Regions from separate parts of the Homo sapiens genome. Here regions 1 and 2 are each linked to region 3. Evidence: chromatin loops called from intact Hi-C (ENCODE). Cell type or tissue: OCI-LY7. All regions are shown on one strand.

Evidence for each region. A loop is a pair of places that touch in the nucleus more often than their neighbours do. Peaks named below come from ENCODE experiments on the same cell type or tissue, not always from the same donor. Only the 100,000 strongest peaks of a DNase experiment are listed, where the experiment ranks them.
Region 1: it touches region 3 in a loop (3-fold over the local background); 2 of 110 quality-filtered maps call a loop at or near these places.
Region 2: a loop joins it to region 3, with 3 times the contacts of the local background. A loop is called at or near these places in 2 of 110 quality-filtered maps.

The regions. Positions count from the first base shown.
Region 1 is chr3:59,448,266-59,456,265 of GRCh38, forward strand. All of the region lies in intron 5 of CFAP20DC-DT (CFAP20DC divergent transcript), which reads left to right. Among named protein-coding and RNA genes, the nearest start is that of CFAP20DC-DT, 370 kb to the left of the region's middle. In OCI-LY7, no CTCF peak of the experiment used is centred here; a DNase peak (open chromatin) is centred at 3,266; H3K4me3 peaks cover 1,655 bases; H3K27ac peaks cover 3,031 bases.
Region 2 is chr3:59,833,920-59,841,919 of GRCh38, forward strand. The region is part of intron 8 of FHIT (fragile histidine triad diadenosine triphosphatase); the gene reads right to left. Among named protein-coding and RNA genes, the nearest start is that of CFAP20DC-DT, 750 kb to the left of the region's middle. In OCI-LY7, no CTCF peak of the experiment used is centred here; no DNase peak of the experiment used is centred here; H3K27ac peaks cover 337 bases.
Region 3 is chr3:60,075,870-60,083,869 of GRCh38, forward strand. All of the region lies in intron 5 of FHIT (fragile histidine triad diadenosine triphosphatase), which reads right to left. Among named protein-coding and RNA genes, the nearest start is that of MIR548BB, 540 kb to the right of the region's middle. RefSeq lists an enhancer at 6,090-6,139. In OCI-LY7, CTCF peaks have their summits at 3,318 and 3,519; DNase peaks (open chromatin) are centred at 652, 3,312, 5,412, 6,002 and 2 weaker places; H3K4me3 peaks cover 6,923 bases; H3K27ac peaks cover 7,526 bases.

The sequences.
Region 1 (8,000 bases), 630 kb before region 3:
ACCTTGCACATAGACCTTTGGCCTCTTTCTTTTTGAGATGGAGTCTTGCTCTGTTGCCAGGAGTGCAATGGCACAATCTTGGGTCACTGCAACTACAGCCTCCTGGGTTTGAGTGATTCCCCTGCCTCAGCCTCCCAAGTAGCTGGGACTACAGGTGCGTGCCACCACACCTGGCTAATTTTCTTGTATTTTTAGTAGAGACGAGGTTTCACCACGGTGGCCAGGATGGTCTCGATCTCCTGACCTTGTGATCCGCCCCCCTTGGCCTCCCAAAGTGCTGGGATTACAGGCATGAGCCACTGTGCCCAGTGACCTTTGGCCTCTTTAATCCATCTCTGACACCCCATGGCCCTTACTCTGTGGAGGTCATCCTGTTCTAGCTTGTTTTATAATCGTGACTTTTCTCTTGGATTATACCAAAGCCCCACGCATTCATTTATTCATTTAACACATAATGATTAAACCTACAAAGTACTGGGTGCATGCTAGGTGCTGAATAGATAGTGATACACGAAATAACCTGATTCCTAGGCCCAGGGAGCTTACTACCTGAAGAAAACTATAGAAACCCTTTGAGACTACACCCTTTTCAAGAGAGGTATGAGCTCGAGAGTCCCCATCAATAATTTACTTGCACACACACATAATTGTATAGCAGCCACTGGTTTACAGTTTGTGATGAAAGTGCCCTAGTTGTTAAGAACATCCTTCCCTGGGAGATGGCCTCCGTGAGGGGCAGTAGAGGAGAATGGTTAAAAGGCAAGTCAGGCTGTACTCACAGCTCTGATCATTCACTTTCAGCAAACACAGCACTTCTGAGCCTTAATTTCCTTAGCTGTAAAATGGGTTTGTTCTCTCCATATACTTTTCTCAGAGGTTTGTGAGGAGTCAAAATACTGCCTACAAAGGTTTGTAATGGTGCCCATCACAAAATAAGTGCTCAGTATGTATCAGTGGTGGTTGTGAGGGGAGTGGCTATCAGCTTATGGAAGTCTAGACATTGGATCTCTAAATACAGGCAAGATTCGTATTTGCTTGGGACCATCTAGGTTCAACTCACACGGAAAATCTTCCAGGTGCCAGGGCTGTGATTGTAAACAAGCTGGAAGGAAAATACACAGTAAACACACCAGAGGAGGAGCTGTGGAAGGAGCTGGAAGGGGTTCCGAGCAAACAGGGACTGCCACAGCCTGAGGACAAGTCCACCCCAGAAACTCATATGTACGCTCTACTAAGATTCTGTTCTTGAAACATTTTCTTGTCTAGAAACACAGAGGATTATGTAGGTTCTCAACAGATGTTTACTGCATTGAGTCCATTGTGTGTGCATAACACCACAGACCCAATTTAGGGATGGTGGTTGTTGTAAGCTTTATTAAAAATAGGCTATCATTCCTGCCTTAAGACAATTTCCAGCAGGCACATTAATGTGACTCATCTTTTTATCTTGATCAAAGGCAGGTAATTTATAACCCAGGGGACATTGTAGAAGTAACTACTATTTTTAAAATTACCAGAGGGCAGAAAAGTATTAGTTGGTGGGATTGCTTTGGGTCTTTCATCTTGGGTGACTAGATATACCTTCATTTCAAGGGGAGGAGGGTGGAGAGGACAAGAAGAGTCCCTATTCTGGCTTTCCAGAAAGAGCCTGTCTTCATGGAAGCCCATGGCTATACTTTGTGCTGCCCCTTTGTAAGAGGGAGAGACTGAATTTCCTCAATAAAAATCACAGCTGCCTCTTTAAACATCTACTTTGTGTGAGCAGAATTGAACAGATAGTATATGACTTATTAGCTCTTTCTGACAAGAACCATCTGATGTAGGTACAGTTTTCCCCTTTAACACCCTAAGACCCTGAGGCCTAGAGAGTTCAAGTTCTTTGCCCAAGGTCACCCAACGGATGAATAGTGCAGGTGGAATCCAGATCCAGGTCTACTTGCCACCCAAGCTCACTTTTTATGCTATCTCACCTGCCTCTCCAGACACTTCTATGGAAGGTATTTGGTTAGGTTGATTTGACATTGTAAGTATCTAATCACATATTCCCTGGAATTCTCTATTCACTGCCACTTAGAACAATGACTATTATTCTCAAGATACTTGAGGCCCCCTGCTGTACCCTAAAGAGTCCTATAAAACATTAACAAGCAATCAATGAGAAAATTTGCATGTTTCAGTACAAGAAAGGGCTCTGAATCTCTTGTCATCACTCTGCTGTATCTCAGCACTGTCCATGTTTGTTTTTATATTTGTTCGTCTGTTCACCAACCACCTCTCCAACTAGACGGTAAACTCCATGAGGCAGGAACCAAAACTGTGGTGTTCACCTGTCTATACTGGGTGTGCCTAGCAATAAACATTTTCTGAATAAATAAATTCTCTCTGAATGGGTAATCCCCACGTAATGCGCATGGTTTAAGTCTATTTACCAGAATTTTTGAGCAAATAGTTCTATCCTTTTTGACACATTTTCCACAGTTTGTATAATTTATTCATAGAATCCTTCTTAGACTACTAATAAATTCCTATGGGACATAGTCCTTTTATATGCGGAGGAATCCACCACCATGAAATGTTCACAAGAAATGACTTTTAAAATTTTATTTGTGGCCATGCTGATTATGAATTTCTGAATTATGTCTGGGCTGCTCTTTTTCTCGGAATATGCAAAGTGGGATACTGGCATCTCTGTATCTGGAGAGTTACAGCTTCTGAGTTAAAAGATGAATGGGAAGTAGCAGGAGAGGGAGAGATCAGAAATCTCCACTCCCTGAAACACAGACACTTCACATACCCAGGAGGTAAATTCCTGGCATGAATTGTAACAAGTATACACAGGCATTTGTACATTGTTTGCTTATGTGCTAGATGACATGGCAGTCTATGAACAGGGGCCCCACATCTGCAGGCAGGACATTCAGCCCTGTATCTTGCCACTACCATGAAATCTGAGGTTCTTTCATTTTTGTTTTTCTATTCTGATGAGATTGAGGTACACTGACTCACTGGTAAAGAAGACAATTTATTTGTGAACTTGTAGTCACTCCATTTGACGGCCTCCCTCTACTCACTGAGGCACAGCACGTGTGGAACAGGAAAAAGGCCTCTGGAGAGCTTGTGTTCCACTGGTTTCTTTGACTTTTGCCAACCAACTTTGCAAATGTTCTCAAAAGGCATTCATTACCTCTGCAGGTGTGAAATAACTCTGCAGTTCAAGGGTTTGTGAAATCACGTGAAACAGCTGAAAGCTGTTCTGGCAAAGCGACCAGAGTCAGAGTTAGCTGTCACCAAGCCACATCCTGGCTTAAACGATGTTATTTATATCTAACTGCACTCGACTCCTCCCAAAGCCTTCTGTTGAGCACCAAAACCTCACCACAGTTTCACTCTTAGCCTTTCTTTTGTGTGAAGACAAAAAAGGTTGCTTTTATAAATCTCTGTTTGAGCCCAGATGGAGTGCATTTCATGCAGGAAAATGTTGCTTATAGTGAAGTGGATGAAATAATTGCTGGGATTTCTGGGCATGCTCCACAAACCCAGAAGACTGGAGGTGAACGGGCAGGGAGAAGAGATTCCGTTGCTTTCTCATTCCTTTATTTGTGACTCTCCCTGGAAAGAGGAAAATGTAGGCATATGTAGATCAATGTGTCATTACAAAGGCTCAGTGTTCTTAGTCATAAAATGGGAGGAAGAACAGTACCCACTTCCCAGAATTGGTGAGGACCCCTGAACGGGTGCATGCCAGCTTCTCGCACAGCCCTACCAGGTAATGAGCTCCACTGTGTAGCCATCACTACTCAGAGTTAATCCGTGAAAGAGTGTGTGGGAGGAGGATAGGCCTTAGATTCCAAAGGGTGGAAATCAGTGGAAAGAGGCAGGATCTGATCATGCCTAGACCAGATGCTTCCAAGCCAGGCAGGCAATAGATGGTTAAAAGCCAAAATGCCTGCCCCTTTGGTGAAGGTTCTCATTGGTCTAAGGCATCCTGGCCAACTGACACATGATATCATGTAACGTGTTTTCCTGGGGCCCAGAAGCTTCTATGTGCAGCTTCTTTAAAGACCAAAACTGCAAGACTTTGAGTTTTGATATCTCAATATGATTTTGAAAAAATCATGGTAAAATATATATAACATAAAATTTACCATTTCTAAGTGTACAGTTCAGGGGTGTTAAGTATGTTTGCATTGTTGTGTACCCAACCACCTGAACTCTTCATCATGTAAAACTAAAGCTCTGTATCCATTACGTAAGTCCTTATTTCCCCTGGTTGCCAGGGAGCCCCTGACAACCACATCAGTTTGCTTTTTGATGACCTTATTATTTGTTTTATATATTTTTGTGATTTGTGTTTGTGGGAGTTTTTAAACAGGGGTGGGGTGGAGGTAGATCTAGAACTTATGTATTTTAGTGACCTAAATATGAAATCTTTCTAGAGTGGCAAATAGAGATATTTATTTCTCATGTCTGCCCTGGAAATAGAATTAATTTGCCATTTCAGAAATGAACCACACTGCTTTTGTCAGACTTTTCAACCTCATTCCCACATTGGAAGGCTATATGGCTTGCTGGTGAGATAACAGCCATGGTTCGGCTGAATCACTGCATTAATGATTCTAAAATATTCCCATCTAATCCCCTGTAGCTGAAGAGGATAAACACATACTGGCAAGGACTTGACAGTATGGGGACTAGCAATAGGCAGTTTGTCAAATGCAAAAATGGTTTGGAAGGGTCAAGGTTTAGCTAAAAAAAAATTCGGGCAAACTTTTCATTTATCCATGTTTCCTTTAATATTTATATTAAAATTGTTTAGTTACCCTTCAAACACATAAAACTTGTAAGTAAAATGGAGTCTGTAAGACGATCTATATTGTCCACATTTTCACTGACTCCCAGTATACCAATATAAAATATAACATATTTGAAATCTTAAATTATTAATCACCTTTTTACCCATGTTCAGATTAACTGGGTAATCTAAAAATAGGAGGGAGTACCTTATGTGCAATTTTTGGGGAAGTTCAGGAGCATGCTCTTGAAGAATTGCTGATAAAGTGTGTAATTGTCCCATGACCACCATCACATCCCAGGGGAGAGCCTTATGTTTGGTTAATAAAAGAAGGCAGGATCTGGTCTCTTTTTAAAAAGACTCCAGCCTTAATTATGATTCATTTATTTAAAGATAGCCCCTGCCACCTAGTCTTATCTTGGCTCTGAAAATAAACAAATATCACATGCTTCCAACAGGAAAAGGTTTGAATGACCTTTATAAGGCAATTTACCTTTGACTAGATAAGAAGAGATGTGCATTGTACTTTCCAACCACAGAGGTAAATTTCCAGCCCTCCTCCAGTGTACAGGATGAAGTAACACTAATTCTACCTAAGATAACATTCTTCATTGAACACATATATACAGATGTCCTACTATATATTAGGTGCTAGGACTATAGCACTATCAACAAACTATTCTATCAAGGCCTTGGTCTGATAAGATTCACATTCTTGGGTGGGAAAAATATGGCAAAAAAGTGAATACATAAAATAATTTTAAAGACTGATATGTGCAACAAAGAAAATATATCCCAAGGGTATGACTGAGTTTGCCTGCTTTAATTGGGTGGTCAAGGATAGCCTTTCTGAGGCGGTGACATTTAAATGATCTTTACAACAAGAAGAAGCCATCATGTGAATATGAGGGAGAAAAGATTTCTAGACAGAGGGAACTACTCATGCAAAGGCCTTGAAATAGAACCAGCTTGTTTTGTTGTTTTGTTTTGAGAAGCCAAGAGAGTGGCAATACAGTTAAATCTTGAAGAGGAAGGGCTTGTGAACTCAGGGCAGAAGAGAGATAGACAGAGGCCGGAACATGTGGGATCCCAAGGCAAAAAGTTTGGCATTCATACCAACAGCAATGGGAAACCCTTAACGGAGTTTGAGCAAGAGAGGCATGATGTGAAGTCTTTGAGATGACCATACTGCTAGCTCTGTAAAAACAGACTTCGGGAGTCATTTGGAAGACTCTTACACTTGTCCAGGTGTAAGAAATCCTGGCTTAGACTAAGGTGGCCACAGTGAGAAGGGAAGGAAATGGCAGAGCTCAGGATTTAACAGTAGAACTATGATGGTTAATTTCATGTTAACTTGGGTGGGCCACAGTGCCAAGATATTTGGCCATCCATTATCTGAGATGATTCTGTGAAAGTGGTTTTTTGGATGAGATTTATTTTTAAATGGGTAGGCTTTAAGCAAAGTAGATTATCCTCCATAACGTGGGTGGGTGTCATCCAATCAGTTGGTTTCCTTATTAGAGCAAAAACTGACCGACCTCCTCTGAGCAAAAAGAAATTCTGCCAGCAAACTGCCTTTGGATTTGAGCTACAACTCTATCCTGGGGCTCCAGCCTGCTGGCCTAACCTGCCTTGCACCTTTAGAATTGCATGAACCAATTAATTAAATTATCTCTCTCTCGTTCTCTTTCTCCTCTCCCTGTCCCATCTCCCCCTGCCCCTCTGTATGCACATACATCCTGTTGGTTCTGTTTCTCTGGAGAACCTTGGGATTCACTGATGGATCAGAAAGAGAGGAATCAAGTAATGCCCAGGGCACTGTCCAGTAGAAACAGAATACAAGCGATATATATATATGTATAAAAAGAACTTTAAGTCTTTTTAGCAGCCACATTAAAAACTGTACAAATAAACAGGTAAAGTTTTTATAACATACAGTATTTTACTACACCAATATATCTAAAAATGTTATTTCAGTATATAATCCATAGGAAAATTATTCCTAAGACTTTTACATTCTTTTTATCATACTAAGTCTTTGAAACTCAGTGTATATTTTACACTTAAAGCCTTTCTCAATTCAGGCCAGCCCCATTCTGAAGCGCTCACTAGCCAATGTTTTGGGCGGTACAGGTCTGGTTGGCCTCCTAGCTGAGCATACAAGAACCTAGCAGGTGTTCTGACCAGGCTTGAACCCTTTTATGCAGCAGTTTCCCTCTGAACAGGCAGGAAGGCTGTTCTTTTTGTCTCAAAAGGCAGAACTGTGAAAACTGCTATTCTCCCTTTGGTGACCTCCATATAAAAAGTTTCATGACTGTCTGTGAAGCCGGTGGGCCCATAGCTATGACTCTGCCCTTACAAGGGCTAGGCTTCCTCACTCAGAAGGTCATTCAGAAGATGAGGTCTTGGAGTCTCTTTCATCTATGTCTTCTCTGGAGTCTCGGTGTTTGTGAGACATCTCTTGCCCCAGAGCCGGTAGCGGGCAACCAGTATCAATATAAAAAGAAACACAAGTAGACTATGTTTTTAAGCCAAACGAAGGCAAATGACTCCATAGGATTTTGTAAACAGAGAGTTGGTTTGAACATGCCAAACTCACTAGAACAGACAAGTAGTAGGCATTCACAGTGCGAGTGGCTATTTCATTTAACAAAACATCATGTTTCATTAATTAATGTTAATTACATTGGTTTGGTAGGTTTGCTAATTTCTAATTTGTGTTCTTTGTGATGATATAACAGCAGATAATATCATTATATTTTTATATTATCTAGGTCTCTGTAAAATTAGCTGACATTGGGAGTCCATGAGACAGTTCTTCCTTTTAAAGGGGGTCTTTAAATGTACCCACTCAACTAACTTTACCAACGGTTCAAAGTGGAAAATAGTTCCCAGAAGCTGAATGGGTAGATGCCCATTGTACCACCTACCATTGCTTGACCCCCGCCCATGAGCTGTTCCTTCATACTCATAACTAAAATGCCAAATGTGTGACTTGAGTAATTAACTAGAGACCTCCAGAAGGCTTTCCTTCTTATTCTGGGTACATTGATATTTACTTTAGTATTTGTTTTGCCTTTAAAGTCATGTTCCCTTTTGATTCTTTAATATCATATCCAAAACGAAGTCCTTTTAACCTATAACAATGCAAATCAAAAGTGCTGTCTTTCAGCTACCTCAAGGATTTAGCAAGCGTTCCTGGAAATCT
Region 2 (8,000 bases), 240 kb before region 3:
TGCCTGCATCTCCTTTGCCTTCCACCATGACTATAAGTTTCCTGAGGCCTCCCCAGCCATGAGGAATGGTGAGTCCACTAAACCTCTTTACTTATAAACTATTCCAGTCTCACATAATTCTTTATAGCAGTGTGAAAATGAACTAATACAGCTATATTGCCATATCTATGTCCACACAATATCCAGAGACACAGAAAGGAAAAAGGAGGCAGCACAATGCAATGGTCATGCACATTGGCTGAAAGATCAGGAAGACCTGAATTCAAGTCCTAGTTTGTTCATTTACTTTAGGTGATTTCTGACTCCAGTGTTCTCCTGTACATCACAGAAAAATCCATTGTTTCATTCATGATGTTTTATGAGAGTTAAACGAGGTAGTGGATGGGAGGTGCTTTACACTGTGCCTGGCAGAGTATATTTGTTAAACAATAGATAGATAGATTAGCTAAATAGACAGACAGACAGATAGGTAACTTAGACATATAGATAGATGATAGAGAGAGAGAGACAGAGAGACAGACAGACACTTTGGGCGACTATCAAAATATTATAAACTGGTTGGCTTATAAAAAACAAACATTTACTTCTCACACTTCTGGAGGCTAGAAATCCAAGATCAGAGTGCTAGTATGGTCAGTTCCTGGTGAGAACCCTCTTCCAGGTTGTAGATTGTCAACTTTTTACTGTATCCTCACGTGGTGGAAAAAGAGGAAGTTAGCTCTCTGACATCTTCTTATAAGGGCACTAATCCCATTCCTGAGGGGCCCTATCCTCATGGCTTAATCACTTATCAAAGGTCCCACCTTCAAACACCATCACAATGGAGATTATATTTCAACATATGAATTTTGAAGGACACAAACATTCAGTCTATAACAGATAGACAGATATACACACATAAAAATATATCAATGCATAAGTCTATAGATATGAAGGTCTGTATCTTTCCTGCCTATATAAAATTTAATCAAATCATTAGCAGTTAAATAGTGAATTTTCAACACATTCCCAAATAGTTTTAACTTACTTAATATGTTGTGTTGGTGGTAATTTTCTTGTTGTTGTTTTTTAAACTGAACTTGATTGACCTGATTTTATGTAGATATGCAAAGATACCACTTACTCATGCAGACCTTGTTGTGTAAATAACCCAATCTTCTGTCTTTGCAAAGACAATCTTTCCCTAAGAGTTATAATCTCCTCTCAACACATCGATTATATGGATCAAAGGCCCTCTGACTTATATCAGCCTGGGCCAAAATAGTCATTACCAAAGATTTTCCACTTTCCCTCTTTAATAGACTAAGCTTTAGAATTTGGGTAATGGTTTGGATGTCAAACAAAACCTGAGAACTTGTTTAGGTTCAGAAGAAAGTGAGAGTGATAATATTCCTTTCTTCATCAATGGAGCTTTCTACCCTTTCCCGCCTATTATGTCTAATGTTATTGTGCACCAAAAATGAAGCTCTCCTAATCTTCATTTACCTTCATAATAAAGAGAGTCTTTGTGCGAACCATTTCTACTATACTGCAAAGACACAAAGAAGAAGGCCTTTATGCTGAAGCTACAATTTGTTGACATTTTTATGGATATGAACCTGAATTGTCATGAGTGAGCTTGTTCTAGGAGTAGATGTGTCCGAGTTTTCACACATGAAAGACTGGGTCCTGACCTACCAAGAGGCAGTAAATGGAATACTCTGAGGATTAAAGACATTACTCTCAATATGTCTTCCCCATAAGCCTAAGATTCCAATTTAGTGCTACGAGAATCACCCCTCTGTATTACAATATGCATTGAGAAGACTCTCTTTGAGGTGTGTTAGAAAGAAATACCAACACACTTGAAGACCACTAGCTCATTAAGTTGATTAGTTCCTTGCCAGCCTATAATGAAATTCTAAGATCTGGAGGGAATTGAATACTGGATGATTAAGTTTTGGCCAAGCGGTACATTACTAAAGAAATAGGGAGGAGAAAAGGGGGAGCCCTAGTCGCTTAAGAGTAAATCAAGGGGACACAAATAATCTAGGAGGGGATGGTTCCCAAATGGCCCCAGGAAGTCCTGTTGGGATGGGCACCCAGATTTTTAACCATTTTCCCTCACTCCCCATAGTACCTTAAATCAAGAATATCCATGAATGTTACTAAATGCAGCATGCCCAAGATGGAGTCCTCCCCATGAGTTTACAAAGAAGACTCAAGTCAAGAAGACTTGATGGACTAGGAGGTACTACTTAAATGGGAAGGAAAAAGTTTCTTGCTAGATGCTGCAGGAGACTAGAAGATGAGTAGATATTCTGTGATCCTCTCAAAATTTCACAGGTTGAGCTCCTTTGCACGATTCCATACTGTTAGGCTGGGCATTCTTATCCTTTGTGACTGCTGCACAAGGAAGAAAATGAGCCACACTATCCCTTCAAACGCTGAGAGCTGGTTTGACACATTTGTGCTGGTTTGGATAACTAAGTAGGAGACCCAGGACATAAGTGGCAGCTGGCTGGCAAGGATGTCAGATGCAGAAGTACCCAGAAAACCTACTCAGGGTGTTTTCTTCCTTTCCTGGTCCCCTCCTGTTACAGGAAGGCTGACCTCTGCACATGCCATATGAGCTTGGCCCTGCGGTTTGCCTTCTGCCAAAGAAGTCCCTGATATAAAATGGAACTTCAGAACCTTGCCTTTTTAGGAGTGTCATTAGAAATCAAATCAGTATGGGCTGAACAGGCTCAAGGACTGCTGCTTTAGTGTGGCAGCTGAAGTCCAAATTTTTGAGAGTAATTGGGCCCAGGCTGTTAACAGGTGCAGCCACTTCCTACTAGGGAGAAAGAATGCCTGCCATGTGTGTTACACATGGCCTCAGAAGGAAGCCACCTGTCAAGAGAAATGCAGACACTGGGCTGGAGGGGCCCGAACAGTGATGCAAGTCTGAGTGATGACTAAATGAGGCCCCTGCAAAGGCAGAATGGCCCAGGATTGTAATTAAGACACTTTCTTACCTTCGCATGGTAAGATTTGACTTGTTATAGTGCTATTTCTAGTCCTAAACTCACTATACGTCTATGCTATCATTTCTAAATTATATTCCATTCAACACTAGTATTTGGAGAAACACAGTTAATTTTCTGTGAGAAAAAAAAGAGTTCAGTTTTTTGGATTTGCTTAGGAGACACTTCTTTGTACAGGCTCCATCTGGCAATTCTCAGAACACATTATTCTATTATCTAAAAATGGCTGAGTAGTCCTGGAGTATAGAAGCCTGATTAATTTTAAGTCACCTTTCCCTGAACCAATACAGTCATCCCTTGGTATCTATGGGAAATTGGTTCCAGGACCTCCCTCAGATGCCAAAATGCACGGATGTTCAGGTCGCTGATATAAAATGTCATAGTATTTGCATATAACCTATGCACATCTTCACATATCGTTCAAATCATTTCTAGATTATGTATAATACCTAATACAATATAAATGCTACGTAAATAGTTATACTTTATTGTTTAGGGAATAATGACAAGGAAAGAAAAGCCTGCACTTGTTCAGTACAAACACAATTCCCCCCACCCCCCAAATATTTCCAATCCTCCATTGATTGAACCCATGGATATGGAGGGCCAACTGTAAACATTTTCATTAGATCTTTTATAAAAATGTCCCATGGAATCCTATTTGAGAAATTCAGGATTACACAAGTAAACAAAAGTTGAGAGAACTGGTTTTCTCTATCAAATTGGGCAAAGGTCTTCTCTGCCCTTGTCATTATGTGGATACGTTTTTCTATGAGGAGCACTATAGCACAGTGGTGAAGGGAATGGGTTTGGACTTGGACTGCTTGGGTTGGAATACTGCCTCCAGCATCCATTACCTATAGGACTCTGGGCAAGTTACAAAACCTCTCTGCACTGTTTTCTGCAATGTAAAATGGTGGTGGTGTGGGGGGGTGGTGTGGGAATAATAGTAATATCTGCCCCAGAAGGTTGTGGACAGATGAAGTCAGACAGCCTTTGTAAAGAGCCTAGAACAGTGCCTAGTACCCTGTAAGCCTGGGGCAAATGTTAGCTGCAGTCATTGCCACCATCACCATCATCTTGCCATCATCTCCCATCCTCTCTCTCAGAATCAGATTCCAGAAGTCATTTTGTCTCCATTTTCCTCACTGCTCTCCACAGTCATTCACTCTCGCTGTCCCACTCCTGCTTTTGAAAAGCCTCCACCCCTCTAGCCTTCATAACTAGCACAGGCCTTCCTCGCTCCAGGCTGAAATATTACAGCTTTCCCCTAGCTAGGTTCCCTGACCCCAGTCCCACTCTCTACCCAAACAACCTGCCCTCAATGCCCAGACAAACCTGCCTGAAACCCTGCTGTGTTCTTGGCCCCATTCTGCTACAATGTTTCTGCCTTCATTGTCTAGATGGCAGAGTTCAAGGTTACCTTGGGTTGCAACCCTCTCACAAACTAATTCAAACCTGTTTTCCAAACCACATTTATTCCCTCACCCCCAGCTACTGTTCCTGCTGTTCTTCCCACTTGGAATGTCGTTCCTAGCCTCTGCATAGACTCAAATTCCAAGTAGATTCCAGAACCCATCTCAGCTTGTGTCTTCTTCCCAAGGCCTTCCTGATCCCTCCATCTCTTACTCTGGCATGGGACACTAGCATCTGCTCTACTGTGGAGTGGCAGGTTTAGAGGGCTTAGGTTTAGAGACCTGGGCTCATATGCCAGCTCCAAAATGAGCAAGCGGTGAGAGTTTTGATCCAGTTGTGTAACCCCTCTGTGTCTCAGGTTCCTTATCTGAGACTGGAGATTGATAATGCTCTCTCTCCAAAGGGATAGCATGAAACTCAAGCAAAAGTACTTGTACACATTCAGATTTTTTTCCAGTCTTCCTGTGTGTTTTTTGAGGAGCCCTAGATTTGGCAAAGGTGCCTTTGAAGGCGGAAGTAGGAAACTGAAGCGGGCTAGGTTGTCAGACCTCCAGCCCCTGCCTCTACACTTCAACCAGAGCTGCGCTACCTTGATCAATTATATTTATATATTTGGGATCTGGGTGACCTTTACTTAGGAAAAAAAAGAGATCTATTCCACAAAAGAAAGAATAAGAAAACCATCTCATCTCCCAGCTGGGCGCGGTAGCTCATGTCCCCAATCCCAGCATTTTGGGAGGCCGAGGCAGGTGGATCACTTGAGGTCAGGAATTTGAGACCAGCCTGGCCAACATGGTGAAACCCCATCTCTACTAAAAATGCAAAAAAATAGCAGGGCGTGGTGGTACATGCCTGTAATCCCACCTACTCAGGAGGCTGAGACAGGAAAATCGCTTGAACCCGGGATGCAGAGGTTGCAGTGAGCTGAGATCATGCCATTGCACTCCAACATGGGCAACAGAGCGAGACTTCATTTTCAAAAAAAAAAAAACAAAAAGAAAAGAAAAAAGAAAACCACCTCTTATCATTAGTACCATACAGGCTTTCCATAATTATTTCACTATTTCACAACAGTACAGCTGGTCTCCCCAGATACATTGTAACCTCCTTGGGAGAAAGGACTGAGTCATCTTTAAGTATGTATTTTCCCTAGTTAAATATGTTGTACCCGGTAAGTACTTAAATACTTGTTGATGAAGCAGCTCTGCCTTACTGCCCACCGGTTCCTCCAGAGATCACACTTTTATAAGGTTAAGCCCATCAAGAAGTTCCTTTTCCACTTCCCTGAGCAGGCAGCCATGGCTTCTTTATCTCCTTTCACTCTCTTCTGGGAAGATCTACTTCAATCCCAGTGCCATTATCTCTCTCTACCAAACACTGCTCAGAGAATAGCCTCTGAGACCTGTTTCCTTACCAGGATTCAGAGGATCACAGATACTAGAGATGAAGGAGAAAAAAAATAAATCTATCAGGGCATCATGTCCTCTCCTTGTGCAAAACGGTTAAGTCCTGAACATTTTCTAAATATTTGTCAGGCCTGGTATTAAAGGCTTGAAGTGACAAGGTCCCTCAAGGGAGAAGTTGGCATTAAACCTCACTCTTAAAGATGACTTCTTTTACTGACTTTTCAGTTTCATGTTTCACCACTGAATCTCACTTCTCACTTTTAGTTAAATCCCTTCTAAGTAGCCAGGCTACAGTGAGTGGGGGCTACAGAAAAGCCACAGGAGGAGTCAGAAGAGGGTAGAGCTGTCACTCTGTGGGCTATGTTTCCCTCTGACTACAGGTAATCAAAAAGGATGGGCAAGGTGAAATCTTGACATCTCACTTGAACAGAAGTACTCCCCCATTCTTGCAGATTCCCCATCATTCCCATTCAGAGAGCCAAAATGCAACTGTGTAATTATAAGATAATGTCTTATTTTTGTGGCCCCACTGAGGTTACCAACTCAGACACCTATAGGGGCCCTTTGATAAGGATGGCAAACCCACTTCCTTCAGCATATTGCCAGCTCACAGGAAGGTGCATCATGTCACCAGATTATCCCCCTTTAAAAAAAAAAAAAAAAGAAAGAAACCATCTATCAAAATTTCAATGAGGAATCTCTTCATTTTTGAATGTTGGCAATGAATTCAAATTATCTTTAACCCATTGTAAAGGCACAGCTGACACCAGTCCCTTCTGTAGGAGATTTCTTCTCCTTCTGAAATCCATCGCCAATTCATAAGCAAGCACGCAGGAATGGACAATGCTGTATGTTTATTACATTTATAATTTTGTGTGTAGAAGCCTTGCCTCAATCCTCAAAATGCAGACACCTATGCTGCAGTCTTTTGCGTGGTTACATCACTCAACGTCCCCAGTACATATGTTCAGAAAAATGGTCAGGTCCTCAGGGAATAGTTAAAACTGTGCAGGACTAGACTACTTAGGTTTATATCCCTGCCTCAGTGCTTGACAGCTCTGGGACCTTGGGCACCTCAGTTTTCTCATCTATATAATGGTGATGATAATAACAGCCCTGGGCTCATAGGGTTGTTGTGAGGTTTAAATGACATAGCAGGGTGTACATCATTTAGCAAATACACTAGGAGCTTAATAAATGTCATTTGGAAGCTGCTTCACATTTCCACATTCTATTAAAACACCCAGGAACCAATGGTGCCCTCACTTCATCTCTAGATTTTGCTAAAGAGTTGGTTTAATTTTCGCCATGTCTTCGGGTTTCATTTTTACCTCTGAAGGTCAAGTTGGCTTGCTACATTCTTGGCAGAGTCCATAGCCCCTTTGATGGTAGAAAATGATATAAATGAAAAGGTCAGATGATCTTGCCTGGGTTACCTGTCATTCTGGAAGATCACAGCTGTATGCTAAACTAGATCTAGGTATGTGTGTGGGGTGGGGCTGAAGTCTACACCCATATTGTGGTAGGCACAGATATGTACCACCCAGGTTGCCCTTCAAGGAGGGACTTGGCCTCCCAACTGTAAGGTGGATAGTGATTAGCAAGCACTGTTCAGCCATTAGCTACTTGAGAATGGGCCTCAGCTCCAGTGAGCTGCTTCCCTAAAGACCATACATTTCTTGGGCAGCTTTCATTTCCTACAGAGTGAGGCAGGTGTGACAAGATGCTGCTGTTTCCATTCATCACGGAACAATCCAGATAGGCAATAATGAACCCAGGGCTCCCCACTGGCTTGGGTGAAGCTTTGGAGGGCCTACCTCAAAGTCCAGCTTCTACCTTGCCCACTCCTGTTTCTGCCCCTTCCTTTCACAGGTGTTGATGCCTAATAAACATCTTGTACTCCAGAGTCCATCTCAGCACTGCAGCCCAAGAACCCAACCCATGACACACGGGTGTACTGATGCACACACACACTCCTGAAACCCAGACAATCCTTTAAAACTATCTTTTTAATAAACAGAAACCAGCCAAGTTTGATTATAAAGAAAACCAATCGTGCATTGAGACCTATGGGATTAGCAGGGTCAGGGGTATCTATAGAGTTGGGAAGGATTACCACTGATATTTTCTTCCAATTTCTTTTATTGTGGTAGAATACACATAATCTAAAATT
Region 3 (8,000 bases):
ATAATGATGTCCCTTTTTGATCTTAAGATGGCTTTAACTGGTAACTATCATTTGTAAGCAAAAGTACCTTATTAAACAAGAAAAACAGCTACGTGTGAGTTCTGAGTAAATATTGCTAATTTATGTCTATCTGCAATTGTTACTTGGGCTGAAACAAAAGTTCCAGGTAAGTATGATAGTCATTTTGCCAGAGGAGCCTCAATAATCCCTGAGCTGAAATACTTTCATACATCAAGACGTAATCATCTAATATTAGGAAAGCCATTAAGAAATACAATTACTACTGGAAATGAAGACCTTTTACAGGAGAACAGACATGATGGTTTTCCTTAAAAGCTCTTCCCTTTTCCACATCCACTTTCTTCTACTTTAAAATGAAAGTGACTTCATTTTCAAGTGACCTTTTATAAAGTCCAAACATCAAGTGTCGTAAATATTCTAAGTATTCAGAATGAGGTCCAGTACTGTAATATTAAGTTGGATATGCCAGAAACTCAGAAAAGCCTATTTCTCTTTAAATAGCCAACTTATAAAATTATTCATATTGTCTTCCTGGATTCCCATTATGTTCCTCGTGCAAGAAAGTGAAAGTGTTTTATACAAGCCACACTGTGGGGTAATATGGCCAAACTAAGAGCTTTCAGAAGGATTCTTCTCTTATTCTCTACTTCTGCTTCTGCTGCTGCTGCTTTTTTTAAACAAATGAGATCAGAGGCATACTGTGATTAGCAATGCATGTTTATGTAGTGAGACACCAGATTAGAAATGATTATTATCATGTCACCTAACAGAGTGATAATAATGGTACTCTGAGATGGTACAGCTCAGCTGTTGAGGATTCCTACTACAATAATTATTTTAAAATTAATTTTGAAGAGAAAAAGGAAAGAAAGAAAGATGATTGAAACCATTAAAGCAATCCTGATAAATAAGAAAAAAAAACCCAAACACTATGTTTTATTCCTAAGGCAAGCACAAAAAATAAAATAATCACCAAAGTGAGACACGACTGACTGAAAGGTAAAAGGAACATTCATTTTCCCCATCCAAGGAAAACAATAACTGAAAACAATTTAAGGCAAAAAGTTAAGCTTCTATTCTGAGCAAAGGAGAGTTGGACTGTATTTATGTGCTAATAATCTATTTATAAGAAATAACTGATTAAATAAGATAGATAAAACTTAGTAGACAGAAATATATTTTTTTCATAGCAAACAAAGCAATCAAAAGAGAAGTGTTGCTGAAAATATTGACAATTAAAAATCATTCAAGGACTCTGAAGTATATTTCAGGCAGAAAGAGAGCAGCCTAAGGAGGACTTATTACAGGATTGAAAGCATCACCGTGAATTCATAATTTTTAATATATAAACTGAGAGATATGGAAATATATATATAGTATGTGTATAAGTACACATGCATATAAATACACACGCATGTATTGCCTACCTCTACTCACAGAGAGGCTGAAGCAATGATACCCCACTATAAATTAGCATACCTGATGTCCAGATCTTGGTTTCTAAATACCATTCTCCAAAAAATAAAAATAAAAAAGGAACCAGACCTCCTTGGAGAAGTGGTTGGCTCCATTAATGGGACAGGACAGGAACAAGATGAGATTAGAATATCCTGTGGTGCCACAAAGTTACAAATGGCTAAAAAAAAACAAAGAAAAACCAAAATTGTGGGGACAGGTCAAAAGAACACATGAACCAGAATGAAGGGATTCCCCTGGCTAAATAGGGACATAAAATAAAATAAAAACTGATAATATCCCAGAGACTACAGAATTAAAAAAAATCTACGATTTTACTTCACACACACACACACACACACACACACACACACACACACACACATATATAGAGGGGGGGGGGAGGATACAAAGTAACATGTAGGATGAACAAGTCTAGAGATCTAATATACAATATGATGACTACAGTCAATAAAATTGAATTAGAGTTTTTTGTTAAATAAGTAGATTTTAGCTGCTCTCTTCACAAAAAAAGTAACTCTGAGATAACAGACGTTGATTTGCTTTATGTAGTAACCATCTTATTGTATATATGTATCCCATATCATACTTTAAACCTCAAATACACAAAATAAAATTTATTTTTAAAAAAATGGGAGGTGGGGGAGAAAAGCCCTTCCTTACAGAATTTCAAGTCATAAATAAGGAGTAATTAAATTAGAAAGTTACCATTTAACAATCATCACAAAAGTAACTGTTTCAGGTAAGAATCAGTAGTAGTGAATGCAAAAAAAGAATGGGTAAAAGTATAAGAAAAAACATACTACATTTTCTACAAGTATATTCCTATAAGATACTTATTGATTACAAAAGGAAAAATAGCAATTTTCCAATGGAGAAACCTGGTAGACACCACACCAACCAAGTGATCAAAGTTAATACCAAGAATGGGAGAAAGGAGCATCAGTGTCTCCTGATATAATGCACTAAGAAGGATATAATACTACCTCTGTAGGATTCTGGCCAATATGCAAAATCTGATTCTAACCATGAAGAAATGCCACATCAGACAAACTCAAATTAAGAAACATTCTGAAAAGCAATAGGCTGTGCTTTTCAAAAATGTCAAGGTCATGAAAGACAAAGTCTGGGGAATTGTTTGAGATTAAAGAACACTAAAAGACAGGACAACTAAACACAATGTGTGATCCTGGAATGGATCCTGGACCCAAATAAAAGACAATGGCAGCATTTCCATAAGGTCTGCAGACCAGAAATAGCTTTATATCAAGGTTAATTTCCTGGTTCAGTAATTACACTATGTTTTTCTAAGAAAATGTCTTGTTTAAATACACTAAAGGAGCAAAGAGGCATCATGTAACTTGCTTTCAAATATTTCACTAAAAATTATATATACATTTATACACATATAACATATATGGTACACACACTCATATATAGGTGAGAGAGAGAAAATATAATGGAAGTAAGTAAAGTATTAATATCTGGGGATCTGAGGGAGGAGGGTAGAGGGATTCTTTACATTATGCTTGCAACTTTTTTTTTTTGCAACTCTAAAATTATTTCAGAATTAAAAGTTAAAAAAGAAAAGAGAGGGAGCTTGACTTAATATTGCAGCTGTACCATAAAGTGTTCTTGAACAAGTGACTTGTCTTCATTGAGGCTCGGCTCCCCCTTTGCAAAATAGAGACAACATGACTTCACAGGGTGATCGGGGTGGACAAACAAGATGGTGCTGCAAAGCTCCAACCCAAGAGCTGGCCCCTGAAGCACACAGTAAGTATAGCTTGTTTTTGGTAAATCCAAAATACAACAACCCATTAGAGGGCGTTACTGTCTGAAAGCAGTTTGGGGGCACCCGAGGTGATGTGCAGGCCGCAGAGACAATGCTGTTCTAGGTCAGGAGCAGAAACACAGGCTCCTCACACATGCTTTTAAATGGGGCTTTTTACTTTCTAAAATGTGTTTCTACACAATTGAAAACAACATTACTTTTTCCAGAGTGGGAGGATGAAAGCAATCGTGGGTGGGGGCTTCTTGAGAAGAGGGGTTATTTTTTTTACTTTTAAAAAGGTCTCAGAACAGTTAAAAATAGTTTTTCCTTAAGCAGCCTCCCTCTGCTCCCTGCTCCCACCAGCTGCTCCTTCTCTCAGCCTGCCCTTCTCTTTGTCCCTTCACCATTTTCCCCTCTCTCCTTTTTGCTTCCAGTCACTCATATGCCACCCACTCCTGAGAACCCTACCTTCTCTTATTTTTTTGTTTGGCTTTGTTTTGAAAAAAATATTAATCCCAAATGAACAAAGAAGATACGTGGGAAGGAAATAAATGGTGAGCTCTTCCTTACTTCACCACCTGTCAAGTTTTAAGTTTTTCCTCCAACTCACACTAACCTCCTGCGCAACCATAAACTTCAGTGCTTGCCAAAGCCCAGAAAATTCTAAGTAAAAAGCAGAAAATGAATGCAGGGAAGGGGGTGCATTCTTATTGTTCATCAGATCTGAAAAAAATAATGCCCAGAATGTCAAATGATATTACACTATTAAAAAGGTACAGTAAAGATGTGCTAATGATAGATTTTTTTTCTACTCCAATATGTTGTAAATATTATAAACTATCATTTACTGTCATTACTTTAATGATGTAGAATGTTGAAAACTCAATCTGGGTTAATTTACAAATAAGTAATTTTGAAAGGAGAAAAAAATATCTTTTCTATTTCCGTGTAATGTCCCATTACTTGACAGTCAAAATGTGGATACAGCCAAAAGAAAAATAATGAAGGTCAAGGAGGATCAAAATTTACCTGATAGAGTACCTATCTGTTAGAAATCACTTTCCTGAAATACCTTCTCTGATTTTAGAAAACTGAAAAAACAGAAAATACACTACCTTTGACAATGCTTGCGATTCAGGGTTGTGCTTGTGTATGGGGGTGGGAGAACCTCTGCTAGGATAGGAGAAAGCTGCCAGACACAAGTTCAGATTTAATAGAAATAGCTTTCAAATCAGGAGTCTAGCCATCAACCAGTTTTAGATGGACAGTCCCAGTTTCAAGTAAATAAAATATTTGCATATTAGAGCCTCGTAGCCCTACTTAGCTGCAAGTAAATTTTCTGAGATTTACTCTGCCTTGCTTCATTTCATCCAGGCACTGATTATTTTTTCATTCTTTATTCACCAAACATTTACTAAGCACTTCTTTATACAATAAATTCTGAGCAAGGTACTAAGACATGAAGAATAAAACAGGTCTGGCTGGAGACTGCACGAAATTGCCAGTCTGTCTGAGCCTGTTTGAATTCATAAAGTCCCCGAGAAAGAAGAAATAGGTGAGGATTAGCAACCCTGTAAGAGCATTTACAAAGAAGGGAGTGCAAAAGAAGAAAATAGCACCACAGCTCAGGAGGGCAATGGTATTACTTACCAAGGGTGCAGTTTGTTTGATGACAAATCTCAAAACTGAATGCAGTGATTGTGTTAGATGCAAACACTTGGATGAAATAGATGACTGTTCTTGTGACCTTGCCAGGAAAGAGGAGGAGTGAAAGAGAGGGCTAGAGTTCTAGTCTCCTTTCTGAGTTTTGCATTCATTGGCAACCATGTACCTCTAGACATGGGAGTGCAGGCATCTATCTCTATCAAGGTACATGACATGTAATGAAAGGAAGGGATAGAGACCAGGCAAGAGAAAGCAAAGAGAGAGAAATAGACAGGGAGATGGAATGAGGTAGACAAATCTTAGAGGAATGCAGTGCTTCTCCAAGTTTGGTGCAGGAATGTTCCCATTAGAATCACCTGAGGGGGTTATTTAAAATGCAGATTCCTGGGCTCTGACCCAGGTCTGGTGAGCCTGAATGTCTGTGGCTGGGACTCTAAGATTTGCATTTTATATACGTTTTGGGGGGTGGTTCTGCATATTAAAATTTAAGATCAGACCACTCCCTAAATCCAAGGGTGCTATTTTACTGTTTACTTGACCAACAGTATAAATGGGTGTCTTCAAAGCCTTGTCACCACAACCCCATGCAGCCTGATCCACTTACTTCTCTGTATCACACTCCCTCCTCTCCCACCAAGGAAAACAGAGTGATCCTGAAGTTCCTTAAAACTCAACTCAATCTACTGCTCCTCATTAGTAATAAGGTTCTGTTCAAGGAACTATTGGCTAATCATTCATATCCTGATTGAGATACCAGCATATCCTACCCAATTATTAACTATGGATGGACTCCAACCAGGAAATCCAAAACTATATGCTGCTTACTGAATGACAATAATAAATGTAGGCTCTTATTTAATTATGCTGCGGTTTATTAACTATCCGATAATAAGGAAAACCCCTAGTTTATTATAGATCTGTGGGGTGTGTGAATATGTGTGTGTGTTTTGAGAGATATATACAGGACCCTAATCAGAGAGAGTGCCAGGAATAACAGCCATGCATGCCAGGCATCTTTTCCTGTTTCTTTTTCAGTTACTTGAATCCACCTGTGATAAACTTGCCAAAAGAAAGAGGAAGTACAATAACCACAAACGTTAAGTGATTTTTTTTTTTGTTCTACAAACTCGATGAGTTCACTGCATTGTCTACTTATCTGTTTTTGTAATTTCAACTTTTATTTTTGATTTCGGGGTGCACATGTGGGTTTGTTCCATAGGTATATTGCATGATGCTCATGTTTGGGGTATGATTAATACCATCACCCAGGTAGTGAGCATAGTACCCAATAGCTCTTTTTCAATCCTTGACCCCCTCCTTCCCTCCCACTAGTCCCCAGTGTTTATGGCTGCCATTTTCATGTCCATGTGTACCATGTTTGTCTGTTTAACTCTCACTTATAAGAGAGAACATGTAGTATTTGGTTTTCTGTTCCTGTGTTAATTTGCTTAGGATAATGACCTGCAGCTGCATTCATGGTGCTGCAACAGACATGATTTCATTCTTTTTTTATGGCCATGTAGTATTCCACTGTGTATGTGTACCGTATTTCCTTTATCTAATCCACCATTGATGGGCACCTAAGTTGATTTCATGTCTTTGCTATTGTAAATAGTGCTACAATAAACATACAGGTAGATGTATCAGTTTGGTGGAACAGTTTCTTTTCTTTTGAATATATATCCAGTAATGGAATTACTGGGTTGAACAGTAGCTCTGTTTTAAGTTCACTGAAAAACCTCCCAACTGCTTTCCACAGAGGCTAAACTAATTTACATTCCCACCAACAGTGTATAAGCATCCCCCTTTCTCCACGGTTTCACCAGCATCTGTGTCTTTTTGGCTTTTTATTAATAACTATTCTGAATGGTGTGAAATGGTCTCTCACCGTGGTTTGGATTTGTATTTCTCTGATGATTAGTGAGGTTGAGCATTTTTTCATGTTTGTTTGCTGCTTGTATGTGTTGTTTTGAGAAGTGTCTGTTCATGTATTTTGTCCACTTTGTAATAGGGCTGTTTTTTGCTTGTTGAATTGTTGAAGTTCCATATAGATTCTGGGTATTAGACCTTTGTCAGATGCATAGTTTGCAAATATTTTCTCCCATCCTGTAGGTTGTCTGTTTCTCTGTTGGTAGTTTCTTTTGCTGTGCTCAAGCTCTTCGATTAGGCCCTACTTGTTAAATTGTGTTTATGTTACATTGCTTTTGAAGACTTTGTCATAAATTATTTCCCAAGGCTGATGTCCAGAAAGACATTTCCTAACTTTTCTTCTAGGATTTTTATAGTTTAAGGTCTTACATTTAAATATTTAGTCAATTTTGAGGTAATTTTTGTATATGGTGAAAGGTAGGGGTCCAGTTTCTTTCTTGTGCATATAGTTAGCCAGCTATCCCAGCAATAACAATAGGGTGTCCTTTTTCCATTGCTTAATTTGTTGACTTTGTCAAGATCAGGCAGTTGGAGGTGTGAGGTTTTATTTCTGGGTTTTTTATTCTGTTCCATTGGTCTTTGTCTGTTTTCACGCCAGTACCATGCTGTTTTGGTTAATGTAGCCTTATAGTACAGTTTGAAGTCAGATAACATGATACCTCTGGCTGTCTTCTTTTTGCTTAGGATTGCTTTGGCTACTCGGGCTCCTTTTTGGTTCCATGTGAATAGTCTTTTCTAATTCCGTGAAAAATGACATTGGTAGTTTGATAGGAATACCACTGAAAACCTGTATATTGCTTTGGGCAACATTGCCATATTAATGATACTGATTCTTCCAATCCATGAGCATACTGTGCGGTCTTTGATATTGGGTCCTGACTAGGCCAAGAAGACAGAGATAGACTGGTCCCTCAAACCTTTTCTCTAATGTCTGGAGAGTACATATTTTATGCTTTTCAGTATGTATGGCCTCTATTGCAACAACTCAACTCTGCCATTACAGCATTAAAGCAGTCATATATAATATATAAACAAATGGGTGTGGCTGTGTTCCAGTGAAACTTTATTTACAAAAACAAATAGTGGGCCAAATTTAGCCTGCAGGCTCTTGTTTGCCAACCCCAGCTCAAATCAT